Regions from separate parts of the Mus musculus genome. Here region 2 is linked to region 1. The links are chromatin loops, found by intact Hi-C in ENCODE. Cell type or tissue: heart. All regions are shown on one strand.

Region 1 (8,000 bases):
GAGCGCTCAGCCTCTCTTCACTTCCATGGCATTAAATTCTGCTCTACTCTTAGAGCAGCCAAAAAACCGAGAGAGTATGTTTTAAGAGAATTGTTGTGGGAAGTCCAAGAGCTTAGAGGGTCACAGAGAGGCATTCCAGTCTCCTATATCCTGCTTCAACAGGGAGCTGGCCTGAAAATTGAGGAGCTGTTCACTTCCAGAAAGAAAGAGATCTTCAGAGAGCAGCAAATGGAGAACGCTGGGCTTTAAAGGACAGTGATGCCTGGGGCCCCAGCTGAGCCTTGACTCTGAAGAGGGAGGGGTGTTTCCTCCTCCTCCCCGCCCCCAACAAAAGGCCTTCGCGGAACAGTGGAACACAGAGACCCCACTAGCTTTGAAGCCAATCAATCAGGTGGAAGTCTGGGCAAATCACGACTTGGCTGCCGCGACAGGTCTCCTCCACCCACCCCGTTGGATAAGCTCTCCTCATCCTCCTCCACCACCTTCAGAGCACAGTACAGCTAGGGGGCCAAAGGGACGTTCCTGTGATGCTCCTGTTTTCCAACTTTCCGAGCTTGTTGGTCTCCTGCAAAGCTGCTAGGGAAAGGGCAAGTTTGCAAAGCTCAGGATCCCAAGTCCTGGGGGAAGCCACAAAGACGCTCCAACGCCAGCCAGCAATGCTTAACCTCTTGTGGGGCAGACTGGAAAACGCCACGGCCACTTAGGCGGGAGACCCGGGTTCCGGCTGGTCCCGGCAGGCCAGGGACAGCAGGGCCCCCGGGGTCCGCGCGTCCCCCGCATCCCCCTCCCCGCGCACCTGAGCGGGGCGTGGGCACAGCGCCGCACTCAGGCCCTGCCCGCAGGTCCCTCGCCCGCCGCCCGCGCCGCGCTGCGCGCCGGCCGCCTGCAGCCACCGGGAGCGACGCGAGGAGAGGCAGCCTCAACACGGCGTCATGCTTCCTGCCACCACATTACGGCGAATCGTCACCAGGAGAGGGGAGCAGAGGGGAGAGCGGGGGAGGGAGGGGTGCAGCCACACGCAGCCCCCAGGCTTCCAAAAAGCGCCGAGACGGGGCCACGTCCCGGTGGAGTCCCCGCGGGACCTGCCCGGTTTGCACAAAGCGCCGCAGTTTGGCCAAGAAGGCAGGAAGCCGGCCACAAAATAAATAAATAAAAAACAGAGTCGAGTCTACGTAACGCCCTGTCGAAAGCGGACGCCATATTTTTTTGTGGCTTATGTCGACATAGGGAAACGTAGACATGTTTTTCCTCCTCCTCCTCGGTCTGGCTTCCATTTATCCAAACTTGTAATCAAAACTATTTCATAAAAAAAAAAAAAATCTCCGTACTCCTCTCCCCGAAACCGCGGATTTCCTCCCACCCTCAAAAAAAAAAAAAAAAAAAGAAGAAAAAAAAAGCCTGAACACCCCCCTCCCGCGCACCCCCATTCCTAACCCGGCCAAGTCCCATTAACAACACATTTTCGGGAGCGGCGGCGGCGGTGGGAAAGTTGGGCTGGAGTGGCGGGCGCCCGGCGTGTCGGGCTCCGGGCTGGCGGTGCCCGCTGCGGGTGCTCCGCGCCGGGGCGAAGTTTCTTACCTGCGCCGGGGCTGCGAACGCGGGGACCCGGGCTGGGAACGCGGAGACGAGGCACGGGCGTTCCAAAATGGAACTCTGCTGGCTCCCCCCACCCACTCCCCACTCCCCACCCGGCGCCCGACTCGGGCTCCGTGGGAAAGAGGTGGTGGTGGGGGAAAGCCAGCCTGGCAGACAGACAGACAGACAGATAGACAGAAAAAAGCCCCGGTACGGAGAACGGTTGATCGAATTTTTTAAAAGAAAAAAAAAAAGAAAAGAAAAAGAAAAAAAAAAGAAAAGAAAAAAGAAAAAAAGGGGGAAAATGCCTCGATCAGTGGGGAATCTACGCCAAAACCCACATGATCTGTAACGTCAGCATGCGTATTTGCATACGATACCACCACCGGAGCTGCCACCCGGGCTCGGGTTCCGCAGAAAGTTACAAAGTGAAATTCAGGCCCCCCCGCAGACTTCGGCAAAATGTCATTTTTAGGAGGGAGTTGCTGGTGGGGGGAGGCTGCCCCTAAAGGCTCAGATGAGTGGTCATCCCGGGTGTTGGGGGGGGGGGAGTGCTTAAAAGTCTGAGTCCAGTAACGGACTCATTGGAATTTTTGCGGGAAGAGGTGGGGGAGGCGCAAGCGAGATCATTGACTATTGAGCACGACCCGGCGCGCTGCCGCGGCCAAACCCTCTCGGTGCAATACCCATTTTCTTTATGAAAAGTTCAAGGTGTCACTGATGAGCTCAACAAACTGTTGATCCTCACCACGTGGAGTGGCGGACCGTGAGACCGCAGGGCGCTAGGGCTTGCCCGGCGCCAGCAACACCCCAGACTCCAGGTCCTTCTGCAGTGCGTGGGGGCAGAACGCGGGTGGGGTCGTCACGCGCCCTGGGCTCTGCTTGAGTTTCGCCCGCCTTCTGGCAAAAGAAAATAACAACATACTTTAAAACTTTTTTCTTTCTTTTTTTTTTTTTTTTAAATCGAGATGCGTTTTACTCCCGGAATAGTAATGAGAGGGCTTGGGAATAGGGCGGGGAAGAAGGCGCCCCACTTACATAACCACTTGAAGTTAGATCACTTTTGCTGGGGATTTCCGCTTGCGCCTGAGCTCAGTCTGGTTAAAGATCTTCAAACTTTTTCCCTCCAAACCCATAAACAAACAAAGACACCCGGGGAGCTGACTCAAACTTGTGTGGCCCGAATTCACAGCGATTCTCAGCTTCGGGAAAATGCACACGCCTGCAGCGCGCACACTGGAGTCCCCCAGAAGCGAGACGGGTCATTTTCGGAGCTGGGACAGCCGCGTTCCCGGCGAGAGGGGTCTCCAAACGAGCCCTCCATCTGCGTGCGTGCGTGTGTGTGTGTGTGTGTGTGTGTGTGTGTGTGTGTGTGTGTGTGGTGTCTGCCCTTTGCAGCCCTGGGAACCGTGAACTAGAGACCCGGCTGCTGTGCTCCGGCGATCACGCAAGGTTAAAATTCTCTAAGGGAGCATCCGAGGGAAGATGACGGACCTAGCAACCTGTCAGCGTTGTGCATTCTTGCTCTCAGAGACCCTTTCCCCCTTCGCAGATTCTGGGGGCGTTTGGGAATTTGTTGGGTGTGAGCGCTCTTGGAGCCCACCGTAGGGGGTGGAGGCTAACTCTGGGACCCAGATTTGACACTAGGAGTTACTGGAGAAAACAGAGGGCTTGGGACTTGAAGACTGCGGAATTGCCTCCCATCCTGCGGATTAGCAGGCGCATCGCATTCCGGCTTCCCAGCCAGCTCTGCTCCGGGGAATTAGAACGAACTCTAGCGGCCGCTTGCGACTCCGCTCGGGGCGCCAGGACAGCAACAGGTGGCTGTGTACTGCGGGGTGGCCAATGGCGATGACTTAGTCTAGAGGAAGACTGGTTTTGGGGGCTGATGGATGGTCACGGCTCTAGGGAGCCTCTGCTGGCATTTTTCTTTCGTATTAGGTTTTTTTTTTTTCTATTTAAGATTAAATCAGCGCGCATGCTAAATTTCTTACTTGCCTTCCAGCTTTAGTTGGGTTATTGCTAACTGAGGGTGGAGGGGTTGCCTCTCTCTTCTCCCTGCCCCCCACTCGTCTTTGTCCGTCTGTCTTTTTCTTCCTAGATAGGTTTAAAAGCCCAGAAAACCGGATTCTGACTGTGGACTGGCTTTAGTGCTTCCTTTCTTACGAGAGACAAAATCCGACGGGGTTCTTAGGAGGATTCCATTCAGATCTTTGTTGGTGACTATAATCCGGATCGTGCCCTGACTTTCTCAGACTCATCTGATACCTATGATCTGAGAGTCTTGTCAACTTTTATCCAACACCAGTATTTGGGGATCTTTAACTGAGTTTGGTGATTTTTTTTGTCAACTCTACACAATCTAGGGTCACCTGGGAAGAGGCAACCTCAATTGAAGAATTCCCTACACAAAATTGGCCTGTGGTGCATATCTATGGGGCATTTTCTTGGTTGATGTGTGAGCAGGAGCAGTCTACTCCGGGTCAGGTGGTATAAGAAAGCAAGCTGAGCAAGCTAGCCCTTATGCCTTGTGCTTCAGTTTCTGCTTCCAGGGCGTGTCTTTAGATCCTGCCTTCCCTTCCCTTGATGATGGACTTTAACCTATAAGCCTAATAGACCCTTTAACCTCTCGATTGCTTTTGGTCATAGCGTTTTACCATCTCAACACCAATAGTAACTAAGACACCCTACTTAAGGGTGTGCCAGAATAGTGAAAGGACAAACAGACAAACAATAAACTTGTCACCAGCTCAACACTTCTCGCCATTTATCTTGTTATGCATGCCCTTCCAGGTCATTCCACCAACACCCCCAGCCCTTTAAAATTAGGTATACTCAGCATGCTGTTTCCATGGAAATTGCCGAAACCTTAAAGAAGCAATTCCTATTTTGAGGCTCCACTTCCTCTTGATGAGCAATCACTTAGGAAGAGTCTCTATAAGAGAGACTTTCCTTGCCACCTGCTTCCAGCTGAGTAACAGGTTGTATATAGATAGCATGGGGAAAGCCAGGGTGAGGGAAGCCAGTGACCCCAGAAGGATCTGTACCTTCAGGGTGCACATCTCCCAGAGATGGGAGGGGTGAGGGCTTCTGTGCTGTAACGTCTTTAAATGGTCCAAAATTTAATAGGCATTGGATTCTCAGTGCCGAAGCAAAAACAGTAAAAGGAGGCTCTTAGAGGTTAAGAGCACACAGAGGATGGGATTTAGTTCTTAGCACTCACACTGGACAGTTCACAGACTGCAGGAAACTATGCCTGTAACTATTATAGGAGATCTGTTCCCCCGGTTTGGCCTCCTTGAGTACCTGTGCGCATGCACACATGTGTGCCTGCGCTCCCCCCCATGTGTGTGTGTGTGCGCGCACACACACACACACACACACACACACATACACACACACACACACTATTTTGATCATATTTATCCCTCGCCACAATCTTCATCACCTGCTGGTTCCCTTCCCAGACCCTATCTGTCTGTCTATCTATCTATCCATCCGTCTATCTATCTATCTATCTATCTATCTATCTATCTATCTATCTATCTATCTATCTAATGTCTGTGTGCTCAGAGTCTGTGTGCCATGACTCTCATATAACTGGTGGCAAGTGTCTTCATCTACTGAGCCATCTTGCCAGCTCCACCTTCTACTTTCATGTTCTTAAAAAAATCTAGATTCTGTATATGAGAAAACATTCACATTTGTCTTTCTGACTCTGGCTCATTTCTCTTAACACATTTTTTTTCCAGGTCTGCTTATTTTTCCTCCAAAAAAGGAAGGACGGAAGGAAGCAAGGAAGGAAGGAAGGAAGGAAGGGAGGGAGGGAGGGAGGGAGGGAGGGGGAGAGAGAGAGAGAGAGAGAGAGAGAGAGAGAGAGAGAGAGAGAGAGAGAGAGAGAAATACAAAACAATTGTCAGACATGCTTCCCATCAGGCACTGCAAAGCAATGTCCCAACATGTCATGCAGTCTGCTGACACCAGTGAGAGAAAAAGAGTCAAAAGGGCAAGCAAAATTCCAGCTTCATGAAAATAAATTTGACTTTGAGGATTTCATGAAAGGCTCTTGAGTGTGTGTGAGTGTGTGTGTGTGTGTGTGTGTGTGTGTGTGTGCGGATTCCAGAGTCTCTGGACCTCATGTTATTTATAAGCTTTGTTGATGGTGTGTGCCCCATCCTCACTGCACAGATGAAGAGGCACAGAGAGCTGTAGTAACTTGCACAGGCAAGTGGAAGAAACTAAGCTTTGTGAGTTCCTTAGAATCCAGAGGCAGAATTAATAATCCTACCCAGCCCCACCTCAGCAGGAGCAGCCTTACTGCTTCTGGGGACTGTCTTCCTTAATAGCAACAGGACTTACTGGGCGCTAGGCATTGCTTATCAAATCCTTAGACTCCCTTCGATTGCAATCACGATTTCCCCACTGTATTGATGACAAGAATTTAAGGATCAGGAAGGTTAAGAAATGTCCCCAGGGGTCTGGAGAGATGGGTTAGCAGTTAAGAGCACTGGCTGCTCTTCTAGAGGATCCAGGTTTGATTTCCAGCACCCACTTGGCAGCTCACACTAATCTGTGACTCCAGTTCCTGGATGCTCTCTTCTCATCTCTGTAGGTAGCAGGCACACACAGTGCACACACATGTTAAAAAAACCATACACATAACATACAAGACAGATCTTTAGAAGGAGAGAAACTTCTCCAAGGTCACACAGCAATTCCAGCTAATATTAGACCCTGAACTCCAACTTTTGCCCTGTGTCTTCAGAGCCAAGAATGAGAGACCACCAACCTCTTCTCAATGCCTATGCTAGGAAAGGGCGATATTCACTGTACAGTGTGTTGAAAGGAATCCCACAGTGCTCTTGGGCACGAGCTGAGACTGACAGTGTTTCCAACTTGATAACACAAGCCTGACTTAGTAGCAACTTGAACTTGCTTAGAGTGTACAACCAAAAGTTTGTAAGTGGAGAAAGTCAGAGGTTATTATCTGTTTGACTTTACTGGCTGGCTTGGACCTTGAGTCAACCTTACAAGGGAGGCAGAGCAGCCATGATCATCAGGTTATAGAGGATGCCGTTGAAGGCTTGTAAAGATAATGATAGTAATTAGTTTAAACTCATGGACTAAGTTTAGAACTATGACTTAAATCCAAACTTTTATTTAAAAATTGTTGTTGTTATTATAATTATTAGTGTGTGTGTGTGTGTGTGTGTGTGTGTGTGTGTGTGCACGCATACACCTTCTACATTGTTTTTAAGGCTGGGCTTCTCTTGTTTCTGATGTTGCCCAAGACTCCAGATTAACTGACCTGTGAGTTTCTGGCTTGTTCTGTCTTTGCCTCCTGTTTTATAGATGCAGATCTCCACATCCAGATTCTTATGTGGGTTCTAGGGACTGAACTCAGCTGATCAGCCTTACTCGCACAGCAAATGGTTTTACCTTCCGTGTGTGTATGTGTGTGTGTGTGTGTGTGTGTGTGTGTGTGTGTGTGTGTATTTGTTGGGGGTGGGGGGCAGGGTCTCACCATGTAGCTATATCCGGCCTTGAACTTTGCATCCTTTTGTTTCTGTGCCATTATATCTAGCTGGCCACTTGTTTTTGCCCTAAGAATAGCCTTTAGGAGAGACATGTTTTTGTTTTTGGTTTTTTTTTTTTTTTTTTTTTTTTTTTTTTTTTTTTTTTGTAGAAGTGTGGATACAATTACCACCAGGAAGAGTGGCTTCCTGTTATCTACTTATTGATTCATTTATTCATTTGTATCCCTACAAGAATCTAAGGTTCATACCTGCAGGAACTTTATTTAGTTCAGTGTAAAGAACCCTAGAAATCAGAATTGCTCTCAGTGCCCAGGATGGATTCCCAAGTTACTATTGAATGAATGAATGAATGCATGAATGAATGAATGAAGTGAACCACTGTTATTCAAGAGCAACCAGTTTCTGGGGCTGCAGATGTAGCTCACTGATAGAGTACTTGCCTCAGGTGGTGGGGCTCTGGGTTTGATCTCCAGAACATAAACACATCAACCACTACATCTTCTGCTTACTTGGAATGGATTCACAAGGGCTGTTCTCCCACCCCACCCACCTGCTTCTGGGCTGTGGGGGCTGTGTGTTTGGTGAGACAATGTACAGATAGGCAGTCCTCACCCAGATCTCCAGCATGAGAACAATAGCTCTGTACTGGTCCTTTGGTGCCTCTTTCTGTCTTGCTAACACGCTCATTTTATAGGTGCACAGACTGAGGTTCTTGGTAATGCTGCCAAGTCTAGACCCCAAGCCTCCCAACTTCTGTCTGGTGTTCACACCCCTACAGATTTGCTTGCAAACAGAACCTGCAGCTAACATACAGCAACAGAACTATGTATTCAGTAGATATGCAAAGGAGCTAAGATAGATCAGCATGCCTGAGCATTGTGGGAAGAC
Region 2 (8,000 bases), 390 kb before region 1:
GAAAACACATCAAAAACATCCAGAGTTTATCAAGCTGTGAGATTTCATGGGAGATGCAAGCCTATATAGCTGAAAGGTTTTAGCAACAAGCTGAATTTCCTTTCCCATGTTGACCCCCATGTCTCTTGACAGTTTTAGGAATGGATTTTTCTACTCAGAGACAGTGCCTTTTTGTATTGTGTATTCTTCAGATAGTTCTACAAGAACACAGTAACTGTTCAATTAATCATGGGCATTTAGATCGATCTTTCTTTAATATTATTATTGCTGTTGTTACTTTATGTGTATGAGTGTTTTTGCCTGCATGATATCTGTAATGTCATGGGTCTGCCTGGTGCCCGTGGAGGCCAGAAGAAGGCATCGGATCCCCAGGATCTGGAGTCACAGATGGTTTTGAGCCACCACATGGGTGCTGAGAATGAAGCTCAGAGCCTTCATTCTTCAGTGCTCTTAATCACTATGCTATCTTATCTCTTTAGCCCCTAGGCCAATATTTGTTAACACAAAGCCTTAAGTTCAATTATGTAAAAGTTGCCACAGCTGCATGTCCAAAGCAGATTCACAACTGCATCTGATAGCCACTAAATTTGCATTTCCTACCAGGAGTGGGATGGACCTGACCACCTATTTTTAAGTAAAGTACTCTAGTAATATTCATGCATGCTAAAGTTTAATGACTGCTAATTAGCATCTTCTGCTAAGACTGTGAGACAGTGAAACGTTGTATTTCCTAGCTTACATATTGCTTTCCTAATTGTCTGCTATCTGTGTCCTAACCTTTAAATATTTTCTTTTAAAGACAGAGTGCAGGCTGGTCCTTACTCTGGAGACCAGGCTGGAATCACAGGCATGGGCTACCATGGCCTAGCTCTAAAATTTTTGATTAAAAAGAATATACTGCAGGAAGGCAGGAAGAAAGCTTAGTTCTTGACCTTAAATTAGCAGTTGGCCTCCAGAGGTTCTTTTATGGTTCAGGATTGTGCCAGAGACCTGTGATAGGGAGAGGCCCCCAAAAGGTCTATGGAGATGACTCTAGCTGAAACTCCTAGAAGTAAGAGATAGGGATCCTGGGATCCTGGGACTCCCAGTGAAAGAATAAGGACAGCAATCCAACATAAAACCTTTGACCCAGGGGCTGGAGAGATGGCTCAGTGGTTAAGAGCACTGACTGTTCTTCCGAAGGTCCTGAGTTCAATTCCCGGCAACTACATGGTGGCTCACAACCTGTTGCCTGCCTGCCTGCCTGCCTGTGGATCCCATTCCCCTAAATGGTCCACCTTGTCTAGCCTCAGTGGAAGAGGATGCACCAGGGGTTGGGGAGTGAGAGAGTGGGAATGAGGGGGTGACACCCAGAGAGGAATGTAGGATAGGGGGAGGACTTGTGTGAGGGGAGAAGAAGGGCTAATATTGGGTTGTAAATTAAGTGAATAAATAAATTAAAAATTATTAGTTGGCTAAGAAAGGAGATTTAATACCATATTAAGTGATGTGGAGTGCAGTTTCTTTCTTCTTTTTCTTGCTCTCATGTGTATTATTATAATGCCCTTTTATTTTTAAAGACTTATTTATTTTATGTATATGAGTATACTGCAGCTGTCTTCAGACACGCCAGAAGGGGGCATCAGATTCTATTACAGATGGTTGTGAGCCACCATGTGGTTGCTGGGAATTGAACTCAGGATCTTCTGGAAGAGCAGACAGTGCTCTTAACTGCTGAGCCATCTCTCCAGGCCTATAATGTTTTTTAAAAAGTCATTCTTTTTGAAACAAGGGGTAGTAGCATACACATTTAATTCCAGCACTCAGGAGACAGAAGCAGCTGCATCTCTGTGAGCTCAAGGCCAGCCTAGTTTACAAAGTGAGTTCAAGGACAGCTGTGCTACATAGTGAGATAAACACACACACACACACACACACACACACACACACACACACACACACACTGCTGTTTTGTGTTTTCCAGACTGTTTAGTGTAGACTTTTTTTTTTTTTTGTAGAAATAAATTTATACCCTAATAGGTAGACCAACCTAGGTGGCACCATGATTCAGTTATAAAGCCTAACAATATGTTACTCTTCAACTCCATATGCAGAAGTTAGATTTTCTTGTCCTGGGTTCCCAGCTATACTTCTGTGCTAGAGAAAGGAGTGGGGCAGGGGGAGGATTTTTATAACTGTCAGGAGGAGCACAGTACTCATTTCTCCAGCCATTACCATACGTTTATTATTTACATGGAACGTGCAGTTAGAGGAACAGGAAAGGACTTGTCCTAAAGCTGACTTTGAAAGCTTGTTTGGGGGAACAACATTTAGAATGATCATCTTTTGTTGTTGTTGTTCACCCTCTGAACTAGCCATCAGAGAATTGTGGGACCTTTCCATTAGGGCATATTTCTCAAGCTCCCCTAACTATAGTCAAATGTTTAAAGTGTCTTAGTTTGATGTATTTTTGGTCTGTTTTATGGTATCATGTTTTAAAAACTGCCCCCCCCCAAGGGTAGAAAGAAGAAAAAGAACAACAGAGGGACGTGCCTACAAACAGAGCTGCTGGAAGTCTGTTCCTCAGACCAGGCTGGCGTTTACCACTTTTTATTCCAAGGGCTTCATTTTCTCCCAACACTCTCTTCAGTGTTCCAAAGGTGGGGTGGGCTCTGAAGAGCAAAAGCGCTGTGCTTTTTAGAACCCTACTGAACGACTTCTCATCTCTAACAGGGCTGAAGTCTTGTCATGCTCGTCTGGGGATGACAAGCCGCCAAGTTTGTGCATAAAAACTCTAGGCTTCTCACTGTGCCAATCCGCGGTTAAAACTCACTTCTGGAGCTGCGCAGCTGTTAAAATCAGTCATATTTACAATTTTTATAAATGAGTTTATTTTAATAGAAACAAGTTACCCTGTAAGCGTGGTCTCTAAACAGATTTATGTGGGCTGGCACAATCTGCTATGGGAAACATATATGCATATTGCTTAAGTCTGCAACGTTCTCTCTCTCTCTCTCTCTCTCTCTCTCTCTCTCTCTCTCTCTCTCTCTCAAGTGCTGGTAACAGTCTTGCTTTGTGCAAGGATGCCAGATAATTGGCAGCACTTCAGCCAGGGATACTGTTCCCAGCACTGTGCTATTGAAATTGTTTTCCTGGACAGAAATGCCCTGTGGGAGTGACCTTAAATTGGGAGGCTTTGGGGAGTGAAACAGGCTGGCTGCTTTAGAGAGAGAGGGATAAGACTATAAACTAGTGCTAAAAAGGAGGAATAAGAAAAGGGAAACAGAGAGAGAGAGAGAGAGAGAGAGCTAGAAAGCGAAGTCCATATGCCTCAGCCACTTCAGATTCTCCTCAATTTTCACTTTGATGTATTCTATGAGCATGTGTTTTTGCCTAGCATCTAGTCTGTAAGATCCTGGAAGACAGAACAGAGCCTTCCGGATCCATGGCTTCCACATCTATGATTCAACCAACTGTGGATCAAAATGTTCAGGAAAAAAAAAATCATGCATCTCTGCTGAACGAGTCAACTTTTTTTCTTGTCTCGGTATGTTAAACAGTTACAGTACAGCAGCTCTTTGCCTGGTGTCTACATCATCCTAATAGAGATGAGGTAAATTCCATCGGGGCATGTGCACAGATTATATGCAAATTCCATACCAGTTTATTTAAGGGACTTGAACAACACTCTATTTGGGTATCATGGAGGGTTCCAGAACAATCCCTTTTAGATACCAACGGACAACAGGATGGCCTTACTCAGTTTTACATCTCCTTTAGTGTCCGGCACATGTGGTCCTCAAAAAGCAAATGGTTGAATGCATGAACAAAAGGTTGAATATCTGAATTTAAAATATTTTCTTTGTTCAGAGTTAAATCCTAAACTGGGATTCTCAGTGGACCTGGAACTGTCTTTGGGGTGAGCATAAACTGGTGTGTGTGTGTGTAACTTTTTGTCTTGTATTTTTCTTATGAGGGATACATAAATACATTGTGTATTTAAACACATTGTGTATTAAATACATTGTGGAGAATGCATTGTTTTATTTTACTGATGTTAGTACTGTATTATAAATACTTTCCATTAAACCACTTTCTATTAAAAACTACACTGATTTCTTAAATTCTTTGTATAAGTAGTTTGCATTCTGAATTTAGTTTCAAGGGGCTTGAGCGCTATTAATTTTTGTTTTAAGAATGGGCCGAGAGTGGGACAGGGTTGGGTTCCTCTGCTGGTGAGACCATTAAGCCTCAGCATACACAAGTTTTAGAATTTTAGGATGCAACTAAATATTGTGCACGTTGATATCAGCAGCCAGGTCTTCCCTTCATGTAAATGCAGAGTGCAAATTTTCGGGCTGGTGTGGCTTGGTGGAGCTCTGCTATCAAAACACAAAAGGGTCCATGACTGGAATGGGGGTGGGGACTAAACATCCAGGCGCCAAAGAGTTCTCTTACGTCCGTCCGGAGCGGCGAGTACAGGAGCGAACACTCGGAGTGGTTTCCTTTCGCCCTCGTTTGTTATATTCAATGGAACAATGACGAGAGGGCTGAAGGGCAGAGGTGGGGAAGACGCTGAGGTCCTCGGCTGGCCGCGCTGCGGGGCTGGTGCCCACTGCGGAGAGCTCGGCTTCAGTCAGTGGCTCTCCGGGGAAAGAGGGACGGCAGCAGGAAGCAGAGGCGGGAGGCTCCAAGTGGGGCCACACTTAACTTTTCCCGTCCAAAGCTGGAACTACGGGGCTCCTGCTGGACTCGGGCTAGGAAGAGGCGGAGCAGCGGCTGACAGGAGCGCGGGACTGTTGACAGCGGGTGGGGGCGCGGCTGGCATCCAGAGGGCGCTGCCAAGGAGGAGCCGAGAGTGACAGTGGGCGTGGCTTAGGGAGGGGCGGGGCCTTAGGACGCCGGCTCCGGGAGAGATGGGGTTGGTTTCGGAGGACCTAGGCAGTTTCAAGGGAAGAAAGCGACCGAGGTCGCGGGAGGCGGGGTCCGACTTCTGACGACCGCTGGCCGAGCAATCGCTTGAACGGGGCGGAGCCTCGCAGGCCCTGGAGGAGGAGCTTCTCGCGACGGGGCGTGGCTTCTAGTGACAGAGGCGTGGCCCCCTCCTGACAGGGGGCGTGACTCTCCCTGACAGAGGGCGGGGCGGCGCACACCTCCCGCAGCGCCCGGTTCTAGAGGAGCGGCCTGGGTCGCATCCCAGAGGAGCGGCGGAGTCCTCGAGTGGGGTGCCCGGCTCGTCCCCGCCTCGGCTGGCTCCTCCTCGCGGCCCTTGTGGGTTCAGGGAGCGGAGTCTCTCTCGCACCCTGGCCTGGCCTCTCGGCGCTTCTGCCGGGCTGCAGAGCTCCGTGGGGGGCCCCCTCGCGCGAGGGCCCTCCGAGTGGTTCCGGGGTTAGGGTTCACGGGTCAGAGTTGACTCCCTGAAAAGTGCAGTCGCTCTGAAATGCAAGATGGCGGCGGCGAGGCGCTGAGGCGAGGCGGCCCCTGCAGGTAGCTGCGCGAGCGGGCTGGGGACTGGGCCTCGCGGTTGCGGGTGGAACCCGAGCAGGAACTCGCGGCGGGTAGGGAAGCCGAGAGGCGCGGGCGCTGGCGCGACACGGGACGGGGCAGCAGCGGGACACAGACACCCCCCCCCTCTTCGGGACCCAGCCCACGGTGCTGGGGCACGCAAGATCGGACCCGGGGGGAACTGGGCCTGCCCCGCGGCGGGGCGGACGGAGTCGCAGCTCCCGGATTCTCTCGGGGGTTGTCAGAGCGAGGACGGAGCTCTGGGTGGAGGGTTTGGAGGGAAAGCCCCAGCGCCTTGGTTGGGAGAGCACTGAGTAACTTGGGGGCGCAGAGGGGATGGGGAGCCGGTCTCCCTGGGGGGAAGGACGTCTCTGGGACAGCGGACCCTAACTACCGTGCGGGTCCTGGGGAAGATCTCCAGCGTTGGGCCTCCGGAGGCGTGAGGCCACCTCGTGGGGACACGGCGCAGCCCCCCTCTGAAGAGTCAGCCAAGGATCTCCGGCTGGACTGTAGCGCACTGGCTTTGGGGTCGGAGCAACGGGAAACCTCAGCAGAGAAGACTCAGGAGTTGCATCCCCAAGAAGTATAGTGCGAAGTATATTTTGAGGAAGAGCAGGCTTTTAGGGGAGAAGTTCATTAAAGAGGGTGGAAACACACTTGTCTCTGCTTAGGTAGTGGAGCGGGAGTGCAGACTTGGGAGAGCGATGGACCAGAGGAAACTCCAAGCCTTGGGGCTTAAAGGGAATTGGCTAGGAGGGAATAAAAAGGACTGGGGTCTGATGGCAGGAAAGCCGAGCCCTGACTCATTTCTTGTGTATTTACACCGAAGTTCCAAGAGAGGGACTTAGAATTCTTTGTTTCGGTACTCCAAAGGTACCAGTAAGAAACGAACCAAACGGAAGAATAAGATTCTGTTTGCTATCCTTAGCTTACTCTGGGCAAAGCAATTGGAAAACTGAATGTAGAGAAGAAGCATAGATAAAGTAGGAATGCTCACAGTACTTTTCTGTCACTAACCCTTCTCTAAAAGACAAGACCAAAACAAACCAAGAAGAGATAAAATTTAGGAGGAAATTATGAGAAAGGCCGATTGAGAAGTTGTGACATTTTTAGGGTGGGATTCCATGCAATTCGAAGAAGCAATTCTCTCGGAGATTAATATTATGGCAAATGAAAATCCGGAAGGACCACTCCTTCCCCAGGAAAAGACTGTGTATTGTGGGGTACACAAGTACACCTTTCTATTTGTGGTGCTGGTCATTGTATTTCAGAAGTCTTTGTCCTAACACTTTAATTTGTATGCAGTAGTAATTACCTGTTTCTTTTTAAAATGCCTTGAAAAAGTCATTATTTCAAACTGGCAGTGGGGATTAATAGAAGTTTGTTCAAACAAGGCTACTGGCACATAGATTATTTCTAAAGAAGCAATTCTGATTCCAGATTTTAAGCGAAGGAAAGAAAGGCTGAGTGCTGCCAGGGACAGTAGTTGGGTAACAGGGCATATAAGGAAAAGGACATTCATGAATATTTTTTATCTTAGTTTCTCTCTCCATCCTCCAAGCATTTTAAAAGTATACAGACTAATTTTAGGCAAAGTAAAATGCATAATCTTAGATTTTGTTTTGAATTGAAGTTTCAAAACATAGCCTAGTCTGGCCTTGATGCCATGGCAGTCCTCCTGCCTCTTCCTTGTCAGTGCTGGGATTACAAGTGTGTACCACCATCTCAATCTTAGATACTAATTTTTTACATTTTTGTTTATTTGTGTTTGAGTGCAGTTATGTGCACATCCCACTGCCTGCATGTGGAGGTCAGACGACAACTTTCAGGAGTTCTGGGTAGCAGACTCAGGTTGTCAGGCTTGGTGGTAAATGTTTTTACTGACCAAACACCTCACTGACCCTTAGGCATTTTTGTTAATATAGAATTTATAGTATTTTATTTATCAATGATTTTTTTTATAGAACTACCTCTTGATATGTTTTATTTGACTGCTTAGATTAAAATGAGAAAAAAGCCGGGCATGATGGCACATGCCTTTAATCCTAGCACTTGGGAGGCAGAGGCAGGCGGATTTCTGAGTTCGAGGCCAACCTGGTCTAAAAAAGTGAATTCCAGGACAGCCAGGGCTACACAGAGAAACCCTGTCTCGAAACAAACAAACAAACAAAATGAGAAAAAATAAACTCCAAGAGTCCTAGTGACTTCCGTAACTTATGACAGTCCTGAGCCATTTGTACATTCTCAAAAGAGCTTAATGTTTTTGGTAGAGATGCTTTAAACATACAGGTCAGGTATAACCAGCTTATAGCTCAGCATTTGGAACACCAACTTTAACTATGTGCTGTTCTTTGCTTTTCCCACAGTGCATATAGCTCTAGTGTTATACTCACTTCTGAACAGATTAGTCTGGCAAACCAGAGAGGCATACATAGATACCAGATGGTTTGAAAATATGCTAAGGCTGAAAACATAAATGTGTCTGTGTAGAAGATGCTCATCGGTAGCTTCGTCTC

Evidence for each region. Hi-C counts contacts between places; a loop is a spot of excess contacts. Peaks named below come from ENCODE experiments on the same cell type or tissue, not always from the same donor. Only the 100,000 strongest peaks of a DNase experiment are listed, where the experiment ranks them.
Region 2: it touches region 1 in a loop (3-fold over the local background); 2 of 42 quality-filtered maps call a loop at or near these places.

The regions. Positions count from the first base shown.
Region 1 is chr15:57,688,583-57,696,582 of GRCm38, reverse strand. Zhx2 (zinc fingers and homeoboxes 2) reads right to left here and starts at 1,916. Exons shown (of 4, transcript NM_199449.2): 1 at 1,579-1,916. In heart, CTCF peaks have their summits at 846, 2,298 and 3,354; DNase peaks (open chromatin) are centred at 432, 1,012, 2,682, 3,332 and 2 weaker places; H3K4me3 peaks cover 3,547 bases; H3K27ac peaks cover 3,134 bases; H3K27me3 peaks cover 1,540 bases.
Region 2 is chr15:58,073,623-58,081,622 of GRCm38, reverse strand. Zhx1 (zinc fingers and homeoboxes 1) reads left to right here and starts at 5,115. Exons shown (of 4, transcript NM_009572.4): 1 at 5,115-5,466. In heart, no CTCF peak of the experiment used is centred here; DNase peaks (open chromatin) are centred at 4,882 and 5,352; H3K4me3 peaks cover 2,848 bases; H3K27ac peaks cover 2,163 bases.